Regions from separate parts of the Homo sapiens genome. Here region 1 is linked to region 2. The links are chromatin contacts, found by Hi-C or POLR2A ChIA-PET in ENCODE. All regions are on one chromosome and are shown on one strand. The core of a region is the stretch at or near the end of the contact, and the rest is flanking DNA. Distances in the headings are between cores, read along the strand shown. Region 1 overlaps RNF216 (ring finger protein 216). Region 2 holds the start of LFNG (LFNG O-fucosylpeptide 3-beta-N-acetylglucosaminyltransferase).

Evidence for each region. A loop is a pair of places that touch in the nucleus more often than their neighbours do. ChIA-PET counts read pairs that join two places held with the same protein, here RNA polymerase II (POLR2A). Pooled maps may share reads with other maps.
Region 1: a loop to region 2 is called in a map with no recorded cell type, with 5 times the contacts of the local background. The contact joins the enhancer-like site here to the promoter of LFNG in region 2. A Hi-C loop is called at or near these places in 1 of 37 single-sample maps with no recorded cell type and 4 of 50 pooled maps. POLR2A ChIA-PET finds 5 or more read pairs at or near these places in 1 of 52 experiments (naive thymus-derived CD4-positive, alpha-beta T cell).

The regions. Positions count from the first base shown.
Region 1 is chr7:5,691,655-5,697,160 of GRCh38, reverse strand. The region is part of intron 13 of RNF216 (ring finger protein 216); the gene reads left to right. Among named protein-coding and RNA genes, the nearest start is that of RNF216-IT1, 14 kb to the right of the region's middle. RefSeq lists enhancers at 75-575, 576-1,076, 1,706-1,945. Within about 2 kb of position 1,505, at least 31 of the 41 ENCODE cell types and tissues checked have a DNase peak (open chromatin) inside an H3K27ac peak, as active enhancers do.
Region 2 is chr7:2,518,524-2,523,791 of GRCh38, reverse strand. It overlaps LFNG (LFNG O-fucosylpeptide 3-beta-N-acetylglucosaminyltransferase), which reads right to left and starts at 4,018. Exons shown (of 8, transcript NM_001040167.2): 1 at 3,499-4,018. The coding sequence starts at 3,930. RefSeq lists enhancers at 303-815, 1,682-1,741, 1,782-1,911 and silencers at 3,843-3,952, 3,963-4,492.

The sequences.
Region 1 (5,506 bases), core at 256-2,755, 3.2 Mb before region 2:
GAATGACACGAGCAAAGCTGGGTGAAGGGTCAGCAAGTAGACAGGTGTGTCCAGAGCAGAAGGAAGCAGGACTTTGAAGATAAATAGACCCTGTTGAGGGCTTTGCAATGCAGAACAAAACAAGGAGGGTGGATTTTATTTTGGAGACTTCCCCTACCCCCGTCCCTGGAGCTGTTGCTGGCGTAATGGAGGGACACAGTGGGATCACATGCTGCTTGTGGGAGGGTGAATTTTGTAGATCCTTGAAAGGGAGTGGGAGGGAGGGAGAGATCAGATATAGAATATCAAGGGAATTGGAACACCTTGCCAATGTAGTCACTATGGCAAGTCATTTCTAGTAACCTGGGGACATGCCGTCCTCCTACAGCCCTCCCAGAGCCCGTTCGTACAATGTTGCAGGTATTTGCTGTGATTACTTTTCCCATTTTCCAGAAGACCTAGGTGGGATTTGGCCTGAAGGAACCTGGTTCTAAGGGCAGGTTGGGGGCAAGAGGGGAGACGTGGGGCAGTAGTCAAAAGCGAGGATGGCAGCAGCCAAGGAAGAGGCTTTGGTGAAGAGCGGCCGAAGCGAGACCATAGGACACGATCTTGGGCACGCGTGTCTAGGAGGCTGCCCCGGCCTGCTCCTCCTTCCTGTGGTGTGTGTGGGTGCCCTGGAGTAGATCATTGGGCAGTTGCTGCTTTGCTGCATTCCCACCGGCCAGTGAATTTGTTTTAGTCCTCAGGTGCTTTACATAAGGAGGAAACCATGTAACCTTCACAAGTTTTTTCCCAGTCATTTAAAAAGGCTTGTTTTCCAGCCGAAGGCATGTCGAATAAGCTTAATTTCTCTCACTCAGATCAGCTTAATTTCTCTGTGATGTGCATACAGAGAATTGCTTAATTCTCCTTTTGCAACATGTTTTCCCAGCTGCTGAGAGCCCTGCTTTTTTTCCATGGGCCTCCTGACAGAAATACAAACAATTTAAAGCCATGCGGTACCAACTGCTCTTCGTCACCACATGGACTGTGGATGTCAGTGTGTTTCCCCTTGGGCTGGATTTGTCTGGAGCTGGTGGCTGCTTTCTTGTCCTTCCGTGCCTCCTGGGAGTCAGGGATCAAGGCCGTGCTGGGTTGTGCTGAGAGCCACAGCCCCTCCTTCAAGTGGGGTACCCTCCCTTCCCAGCCTAGTCCTACATCCTTGTTGTGTGAGGAAATGAAGTCTGTTCCTTGGATGCGTTCTGACGGGAAACATGTTTTCTGTGGCACCTCTGCTTAGTCTTTCAGTGCAACACAAACAGCCTTTTGATACCTTGTTTTGTAAAAAGTACATTTCCACAATGGGGCTTGACACTGTTCATAAATAAACACATCCGTTTACAGGCAAAGCAAGGGAAGAACACATAAGGGAACAGTTTGACCAGGGGTTTTGCTTTTCCCTCTGTGAATGCCTGGTGTGCACCATCCATCCGAGGATGACTAGGGGAGAACACTATTCTGTGGCTGCCAAAACCACAACAAATGACAACTTTCCATTCTGTCATCTCTCTCGGCACCACTGCTAGCAAGCAATTCATTTTTCTACCATAAAAGGGCAATAGAACTTGTCTATAGCTGCGGTGTCTTCTGCTCTGCAGAGAGAGAGCAGGAGACCGGCAGGGAGAGGCACTCTCAGCAGTAGGCGCAACCGTGCTCACCCCGTGCCTAACAGCCTTGCTTAGTCCGGGCTCCGAGGCAGCAGCAGCCATAAGAAAAAACAGGAGAGGAAGGCGATGTGGCGCTTCTGCCGGGCCCTCAGACTGGGGAGTGTGAGGTCAGGACAGGCTGGCGTGTCGTTTTCGTCTCTGTGGCTGCTGGACGTGTGAATGTGTGGTTCAAACCTTGGTACAAGTTGCTGCACTGGGTCTGCGCAGGTGGTTTTGTATATTGGTATTTGGTACTCTTGACTTGCAGTTGTAGATGTTAGATTTATAAGCCGGACCCAGGAGGTCATATAACCCAGACATGCTTGTTGTACAGATGAAGAACCGTGGATAGGTTAAGTGCTAACTTCGTGTAGCTTGAAGTCATTGAACTTCTTGGCTATATATGAACTTTGGGTTCAGGGGTAGTTCCCTAACCCATCTGTGTCCCCATTGGCCCATTAGTGTATTTTTTGGCTCAGTTAAAGTTGAGCCACAGAAGCCTTAACTAATAGAAATACAGTTCTTAGTTGGTGGATTTGTATGTCAGTTAACCAGGGTCTTTGGAAAGTATATTGTCTTTTCTATAAAATGCTTGGGTCCTTTAGATGATTATAAATAAATGTTCAAAATCAAAACAGGAGTAGTTAGTAGACAAATGCTTAGCTATTTTGACAACACCTAGAACACTTTGAGAGAGTGGCTGTAAAATTTCTGCCCAGTGCACCCTGGCAGACCAGGAGACCAGCCCAACACAAGCTACGCAGCTACAGAGAATGTACTTTCCATAGGCTGAAGGGCATGGCCACCATACACATCTCTGCTCCAGGGCAGGCAGGTCCTCAAATTGCGCCACAAGTGGGCCTCATCCTTTGGCTTGGAGCCCTTGAAGGTTTTCCTATAAACAAGAACTGAGATTTGTTTTGTCGTTTAAACTTACCTTAATTCTGACTGTCTGATCTCATAGCAGATGTTGGAACTGAACTAAGCACATTGCCAAGGGAATAAAAATTGTGTCCAAGAATCTTGCTGATCTGGAAGTTTTGGAGGAAAGCAGGGATTTCAAGGTCAAATGTTATTACCCAGATAGTGCTCGTGGTCAGAATAGATTCTGAGCTCATTGGATCTGAATCAAAAGTTAACTCAGAAGTCATTCCTTAAAGAGAATATCATTGAGTAGCAGTGGCGGAAGCAAGCTCAGTGTGAATGATTCAAGTACTGCATACCTAGACCTTGTTTTGAAGCTGAAAGACTTGTTTGAAAACTGTTCCAGCAAATAAAGAAATTGAGTAGGCCGTCCTAAAATGGAAAGTTTACAAAATGCCCTTTTTAGTAAGACCTTTCTGGATTCTTCTTTTCTCAATAGTGTAAAACTGACTATCTTGATCTATCAAAGAGCTAAGTGGTATAATTTCCTTGGCACTTTCCAAGACCTTTACTGCCTTTGGAATAAACCCATGATGCCTGGGAGCATTCGTCTCACTGTGCTTCTCTCATGTTCTTTGCTTGTGGAAATGTTGGAAGCCTTTGTTTTTTTGGTCAACAACAGCAAGTGAATTCCATCTTATAGAACAGTTATTAATTTTCGTTGTGTCATTTTTAAGGCTGATTTCTTAAGCAAATAGCATCTCCTTGTTGGCCAGAGAGTCTCTACCCGCGTCCATCTCTGTCTTTGCATGCCTGGGCTGCCTGGCCATGGGTGACCAGCTTTAGAGACATCAGCCTTCTTGCTTCCTAATTTGGTCACAGTATGCTTCAGGCAGTCTTGCCTAACTTTAGAACAACACAAGCACAGGGAGCAGCTTTGATATAGCAAAGGGGAATTTCCTCTTATCAAAAGACCTACAGTTCCCTTCTTACTTCCTCTAAAAAGAGGAATTGACACTTGGGGAGGTTGTAGCTTGCTCTGAAGTTCCCTCTTTAAGCTTGGCTTCTTCATGCCGGCTTCTTCCTAGCTAGTTCCTGCTCTTTCCTTCCTCAAATGTCTTGGAGCTTCTTAGCATTAAAGGAGTTTAATTTTATTCTTAAGGAAATCCAATGCAATACCCATCAGCAGGGAACAATTTCAGTACATTTTGGTACCTCAGTACAGTGGAGGTCCATACCGGGGGGTCAGCATCCATACTGAGGTTCAGCAGACTTTTTCTGTAAACATCCATACCAGGGGTCAGCAGACTTTTTCTGTAAAAGGCAAGGTAGTAAATATTTCAGGCTTTGCGGACCATATGGTATCTATCCCAGCTACCTAACTCTGCCTTTATAGCGTGAAAGTAACCACAGACAATATGTAAACAAATGAATGTGGCTGTGTCCCAGTATAATTATATTTACAAAAATTGGCAGAGGGCCAGATTGGCCAGTGAGCTGTAGTTTGCCAACCCGTAGCATATACCATAGCGTTTAAAAGAATGACGTGGAATCCCGTTGTGCAAATATGGAGCTGTCTCCAAGATATTAAGTGAAAAAAGCAAGACGTAGAACAATGGGTGCAATATGCCCACAATTGTGTCTTAAATGGGAGGAGGAAGAGATGCTTGCTGACACAGACATAAAATCTATTTGGAAGGATAGATAAGAAATGGGTAGCAGTGAATCGCTTTTGAGGATGCTCACCAAGGGTTAAGGGAGGAGTGTGCATGTGTCACATTGTATACCCATTGTCATTAACTTAGTCATGTCTGAACATGAGCAAAAGAATTTTTGTTTTGTTTGTATTAAGAGAACTTGAAAAATAGAAATGTGATTATTAAAATATGCTTGTGTATTTTCAAACTCCAAGCTATTTCTTCTGGTGTGTTGGAAGGCTTATTTTACCACCTAAAAAGGAGTGCCTTGCCTCGGGCTGGAGGCGAGGGATGGCGTTTTGTGGTGTGTGGAAGGAGCTGGAACTGAGCAGCTCTGCCTTTCTCCTCGCTCGCCTTCTGCACGGGCTCTGCTTGCAGCACAAGCTCTGGCACTGTCGGACAGGATACAGCCAGTGAGAAACCTTGGACCAGAAGTCAGGGCCCCGCGGGAATTAGTATGGCTTTTAGTAGTTAGAATTCAAGACTGTTTCCAACTGCTGCCTTTTCCCACAGAGTATGTCTGACTAACAAGGATGGGTTCTGATTCACCCGGCGTTGCTATGACCGCTTTTTAAAAATGTCTGCTTTGGGTTGTGAAATCAGCAAATAAAGTTGTTACTTTCCTAGTATGTGTAACAGTTAGCTTTTGGTATGTGAGGAACAAGTAAAAGGCTTAGTGGCAAATCCTTGTCTGCTTAGAAGGCAGTGTACATATAAACAACTAAAAAATTCCCATTTGGCTGCCAGCCTCGATTCATAGTTCCCTCTTCCAGCTCCCAAGCAAATATTTTTCAAATAGCCGTGCTAAGCCTTTTCCAGGCATGATTTGCGGGCTTACTTGCTGTCATTCTATTTTTCAGCAAAACTCTGGGTAGGAATGTCGGAAATTATACCTTTTGAAATCCCTCCTTGAAAACATGGAGATTTGTAGGTATGCAGAGGCAATTGTAACAATATAAAGTATTGTATCTCTTCCACTAGAGTAGGAGGGCCTGACTGTCGGCCCCTGGGGTCTGTCTTTCATTACTTGTCTTGACTTCCGCTGTAAAAGCATTAAGTGGGAAGGTAGCAGTTCTGCTGAACAAGCAGACATTGCCTTCTGTAAGAGAAGTTATTTAAAACATCGAAAATATGTTTGAAAGATATTGGTGTAGTTTCCTCTGACCTCAATTTCATACACTAGTAACTCTCCGGTGTCTAGAGTTAGTACTGATGGACTCCCTGCCGGGTGGCCAGAACCATGTGTCCATGCCAGATAGAAGATTCTACTTCACTTGATTG
Region 2 (5,268 bases), core at 2,769-5,268:
GGCCCCCAGTACCCATGCAGCCCAGCACCCCTCCCACTGCTCAGGCAAGGAAACCCAGGCTTGCCCAAGGCCACAGCCCACCTGTGCCAGCACGCGGCCGCCCCCTGCCAGGAGCGCTCTGCGGAAGAGGAGGGGGCCGCCAGGGCGGGGCCAGGAGTCGCCGGCGCCCGCCTGGGCCTGCCGGCACACGGGGAGGAATGTTCCTTCCTCTGCCCGGCCCGCCCAGCGCGTGCCGCCCGGCGCACCCTGGCATGGCTGAGTGCAAAACCCAGGGTGTACGGGCAATGCTCTGACCAAGGGACAACCCCCTGATGCCCACCCAGCCTCAGTTTCCTTCCCTGTACACACAGGTCCCGCAGAGGCCCTGGAACACCTTGGTAGTCTCAGATCCTTATCCAGCCTGACCCAGCCCTGGGCACATGCTCACTAGGGTGAGGCCCAGAGCTAAGGGGGTGGCAGGCTGGGTCTCCGCCTCTCCATGCATGCACCCCTCCTGCAGCACCCATAGACACCCCAGGGCAGCCACACGCACAGACTCGCACCCAGCCCCTTGGCCTCCCCAGAATCTCAGCCCAGGAATGCCGTGGGAGGCGGAGGGCCAGCCCCTGCAGACGCTCCACTGCGCCGCTGGGTTAAAAGGAAAATGCTTTCTTAATGAGATCAAGGGAGGCCTGTTCTCCCGAGATTTGGTGGTGCCCTAAAAACCCAGCCCAAGGCTACGGAGATTAAAGTCACCTTTGTTCAGCTCAGGGAGCAGGGAGGCCTCTAGAACAGCATCTGAGAAGGCGGGGCTATGGGGTGCGGGGGTGCCGGTCGAACTGTCTCCCGACACCTGAGCCACCAGGAGGGGAGGAAAAAGGCGCTGCTGGGCTATAGGCCTCACCTGCCGCTCAGAGCCTCAGTCTCGTCTTCAGTAAAATGGGCATAACAGAGCTCCCCTGGGCAGAGAACAAAGTGCAAAGACAGATTCTCTCCCTTCCTCTCCCTGACAGCCCTCGGAGGTGGGTGCCATTACCAGCTGAGGCCCAAGTGGGGAAACTGAGGCCCAGAGAGGTGCAGGCACCAGCCTGAGGTCATACCCTGGGGCCGAGGCGGTGCTAGACCAGCCCAGTCCCTGCCTTCTAGGGACCCAGACCCCCCAGTGCCACCTAACTTTCCAGACGAAGACGGGGCTGCAGGAGGAAGAGCCGGGTGGATGAGGGTGGACGGGGGCGGGGGCCGGGGGACACCCACAGGAAGCAGCATTGTTCCTGGAGCCGCGATTCAAAGAAACACAGGATGCCAAGTTCTCCCCAGCAATTGTGGCCGCTGTGGTGGCAGCGCGGCAGCCTGGCTGCTCCTGGGAGGGGCGGGGAACCTCTGGGCCAAAGGCCAGGCTCTTCATCCTGGACTCCAGGCCCATCTCAGCGCGGCCCCTGCTGACCAACCGACCCTCCCCCCAGCCACCACTCCAGTTGCTAGAAGTTTCCTGCACAACCCCCATGCTGTGGTCATCACCATGCCCGGATGGAGTGCCCTTTCTGGGCACTTTTTTACTCTTAGTCTAGCTCAAATGGCGCCTCCTCCAGGAAGTCTTCCCTCCTCCCTCCCTTCCCCCAGCATGTGGGTCAGATGCCCACTGTTGCCTCACACAGCCTCTCGGGGTTTTCCCCCCGCACAGCCCTGACATCTTTCTATCTCCCCCATCAGACCATGTCTGAGTCATTCCGTGCAGGGCTGGGAGAGGGGGGCCCTCTTCTGTGGGTTTCCAGGACCCCTGCCCATCACCCACCACAAGGGGGTCTTTGCTTGCTGTGTGCTGGTGAACTGATGCTGAGGGCAGATTCAACCTGTCCCCTGGTGGGGTGACCCTCCAGTAGGGACCTCAGGGCTCAAGGGAGTGATGGCCCCCACCTCGACCCTGAGTGCCCGCCGGGTTCACCCCATGCCTGCAGGCTTTGCCAGTCTCTTACAACGTGCTCCTGGAAGGACCATGTTCCCCCATTTCAGAGATCAGAGTGAGGGTCTGAGAGGCCCCAGGTCTTGCTCAGGATCACACAGCCCAGCCCTCTGACCACATCCCCTCTGTTGGAGAAAGGCCCCAAATTCCAAGATGAGAGGTGCTCAGAGCTGGTGGTAGCCCAGAGTGGGGCTGAAGGATGCCCAAGATCACATAGCAGTAAGGCTTGAGTGCTGGGGGTGGGGGGGCCAGGCTCAGGGATGGTGCCCCAAAAGGACTGTCAGTAAGAGATGCTGGGGGGGCCCGCTGGTCCCCTCATCGCCAGGCAACCTGAGTGGCCAGCACGCCAGCAGCGGTTCCCACGGAGCGCGTAGCTGCACACAAGGGGCCCGACGCCTTTCTCGCTGGAGAAAGGGGCTTTGTTACCTTGCCCAAGGGGCCGGCGTGAGAGCCGCCCGGCGCTGGGAATCCTAACGGCCCGGCCGCCAAACAAAACCCACGGCCCCCGCCGCCCCCTCCCGCCAGCCCGCTGAGCCCCTGGGAATGGGACGCTGTGTTCCCAGGAGGCTGCCATGGGGTTCCCAGGGCCCCTTCCCCACGCCAGGACCAGGGAGGACCCTGCCCCTCCCCGTCGCCCTCATGACCTCACCAAGCCCTGCTCCCACCCACCCACAGTGCCCCAAAACAGGACAGCGCCAGGTCAGAAGGCCCTGGGTCTCCGGGGTTTGAGCAGGGAGGAAGGCGTGCAGGGTCTTCCCTGAGCCCCCACCCTCACAGCAAATGCCTCTGCATCTCCCAGCCCAGAGACACCCCCCCAGTCCCCGACTGCAAGCCCCACACACTGTCCCCATCCCGCCCCAGCCCAACCGTCCTGCTGTGGCCTCGAGGGAAATGTTCAAAGTGGGGTGTGTCTTAATTATGTGTGTGTAAGAAGCTGATGCCCAACTGAAGTGGGCTGTGCCCAAGGTTGCAGGCCTCAGAGACTACTGCACTGTGCGGGGAGGGTCCCCACACAGACCCCAAAACCTGGAGTTCTTTGAGATGTACTCCCCAGGACCCACCAACCAGCAATGACTTCCCTCCCTCCCCGTACCTTAACACTGTGATGAGGAAAGGGCCCAGAGGTCAGAACCCCTCACTTCTCTAAAGGAAGAGCCTTTCTCCCCAGGAAGGGGTCTGAGCTGAGGGTGGGTCCGAACAGAATTTGCTTGTGGAAGTTTGAGGACATAATGCCCTATGAATGCGCTCCAATGTTTACGGGGTGAGAAGTATCACAGGGCACCAACCCCAAGCACTGGAGACTGGTGTAGGGTCCTGCAGCCATCCAGGACTCTGGAGCTGGACAGGAGGCGGGGCCCCGGGGACAGTAACACAACTGTAACGGGAGAGTGGCCCCAGCAGGCAAACTGGGTGCACCGGGGTGCACTGGCGTCGCCCACAGATGGCCCTAGTGGCTGGATGGGGATGCAGCCTGACTCCCATGGGACACTGCCACCAGCTGGACCAGATGGTGGGTCCCCGCCCCGCTCGCCCGCCAGTCCAGGCCGCGGGGGGCTCACCATCTCCTTGTGGCGCGAGATCCAGGTCTCCAGCAGCAGGTCGAGGCGCGCGCGGTGGAACTTTTTGGTGGTCTTGACAGCGATGAAGACGTCTCGGGGCGCGAGCGGCTCGGCCAGGGGGCGCGGGTGGCCGTCGGCGGGGCGGGGGGCAGCCCCGGGCGGCGGGCCCGCATCTCTGCGCGCGCGGGTGAGCAGGCTGAAGTACTCGGACAGACTGTGCACGTCGCGGACCAGCGCCCCGGGCGCCGCCGCCGCCGCCCCCAGCCCGGGCGCCGGGGCAGCCCCCGCGGGGCCCGCCAGGCTGCGCAGCGCGCGCCGGCCGCGCTCGGCGGGCAGTGGAGGCGGCGGCGGGTCGGCGGTGAGCACCAGCAGGCAGGCGAGCAGCGCGCCCGCCAGCGCCAGCAGCAGGCGCCGGCCGCAGCGCTTGAGCATGGTGGGGTGGCGGCCGCGCGGCGCGCCCTTCCCCGTGCGCCTGCCTTGCACCGACCCGAAGCCCGTCGCTCCGGCGGCGCAGTCCAGCAGCGCAGCACCAGTGTCCCGCGCTCTTAAACCTCCCCGCCCCGGTCCCGCCCCCGTGCGCTCATTGGCTCCCGGGCTCGGGGGCGGGGCCTCGCGCCGGTCGCCGCTCCACGCCCGCAGACCCACGTGGGGCCGCGGCTGGGGGCTGGGAACTGCCCAGAGGGCGCAGCGGCCCCGCCCCCGGCGCGCACGTGCACGCCCCGCACCCCCCCCGCCCCGGGTAGCCCCTGCGGGCCGCCGAGGGGCTTGGGGACGGGCCCGGCCCGCGCCGGTGTCCCTGAAGAGGAAACCCAGCCTGGCCAGCGCCGTCCGGGGATGCACCGGGCGTCCCGGCACGGGAGGGGCGCGCCCTCGGCGCAGCGGGCAGGGTGCTGAGACCCGGGCTCTGGGCTCCGACGCACCGCGGGGGACATCCTACTTCCTCGCTGTGCGCTTCCCCTCCTGAGCACGGCTTCCTCCCCTTGGGACGCGGCAGGCCTTGCAAACTGGGGTGGCGCCTGGGTCTTCCCGAGCGCTCGGTTCAGGGGAGCCGTTATTTGTACAGAGCAAGAGCTTGGCCACCTGTGCCGCAGGTGGGGACACGAGGTTCTAACGAGAAAGCACCAGAACCAAATTCCACTCCTTCCTCCCTGGCTGATTTCCTCGATCCTGGCCCTCCGTCGGGAGGGTTGGCTCCCCGAAATCCTCAGGCGCCCCATGGCGAGGAGAAACGAAGGCCGCCACTTCCCTCGCCGGATGAAAGGCCGCCTTCTGTCCCATTTGGTCTCCTTGCGCTCGGGCCAGATGCGGCCCAGCTGTGCGCCCTCCCCACCCCGCCTCCCCGGCACACGGCCCCCATCCCCGGCCCTTCCCACGGGCCCGGGCCCGCCCCTCGCACGAGCGGGGGCGGCAGGAATGCGCGCCGGCAGCCGAGGGTGAGGGGCGAGGGGCCCGGAAGTGGCCAAGGGTCGCCTGAGCAGGGTGTGAGCCCCCTGCCCGCCACGTCCTCCGGAAGCGTGGACGGAGGCGGCTCTGCCCGTGGCTGCGCTGTCTTCCCGTGCCCTCCTAAGCAGGGTCTCTGCGACCACCACGACCACCACCGCCACCACCGTGGCTAAACTGCCCCCCTCGGAGTTATGTTCACGCCTGAGATGGCATTTTAAATTCTTTAAGTGCCCTTGGAGCCCCTCTCCTTACCTCTACCTGAATGTCAGCCGCAAGACAGCAGCGACCTGGTGTCATTCAGACCTGGAACAGGTTTTGGGACATAGT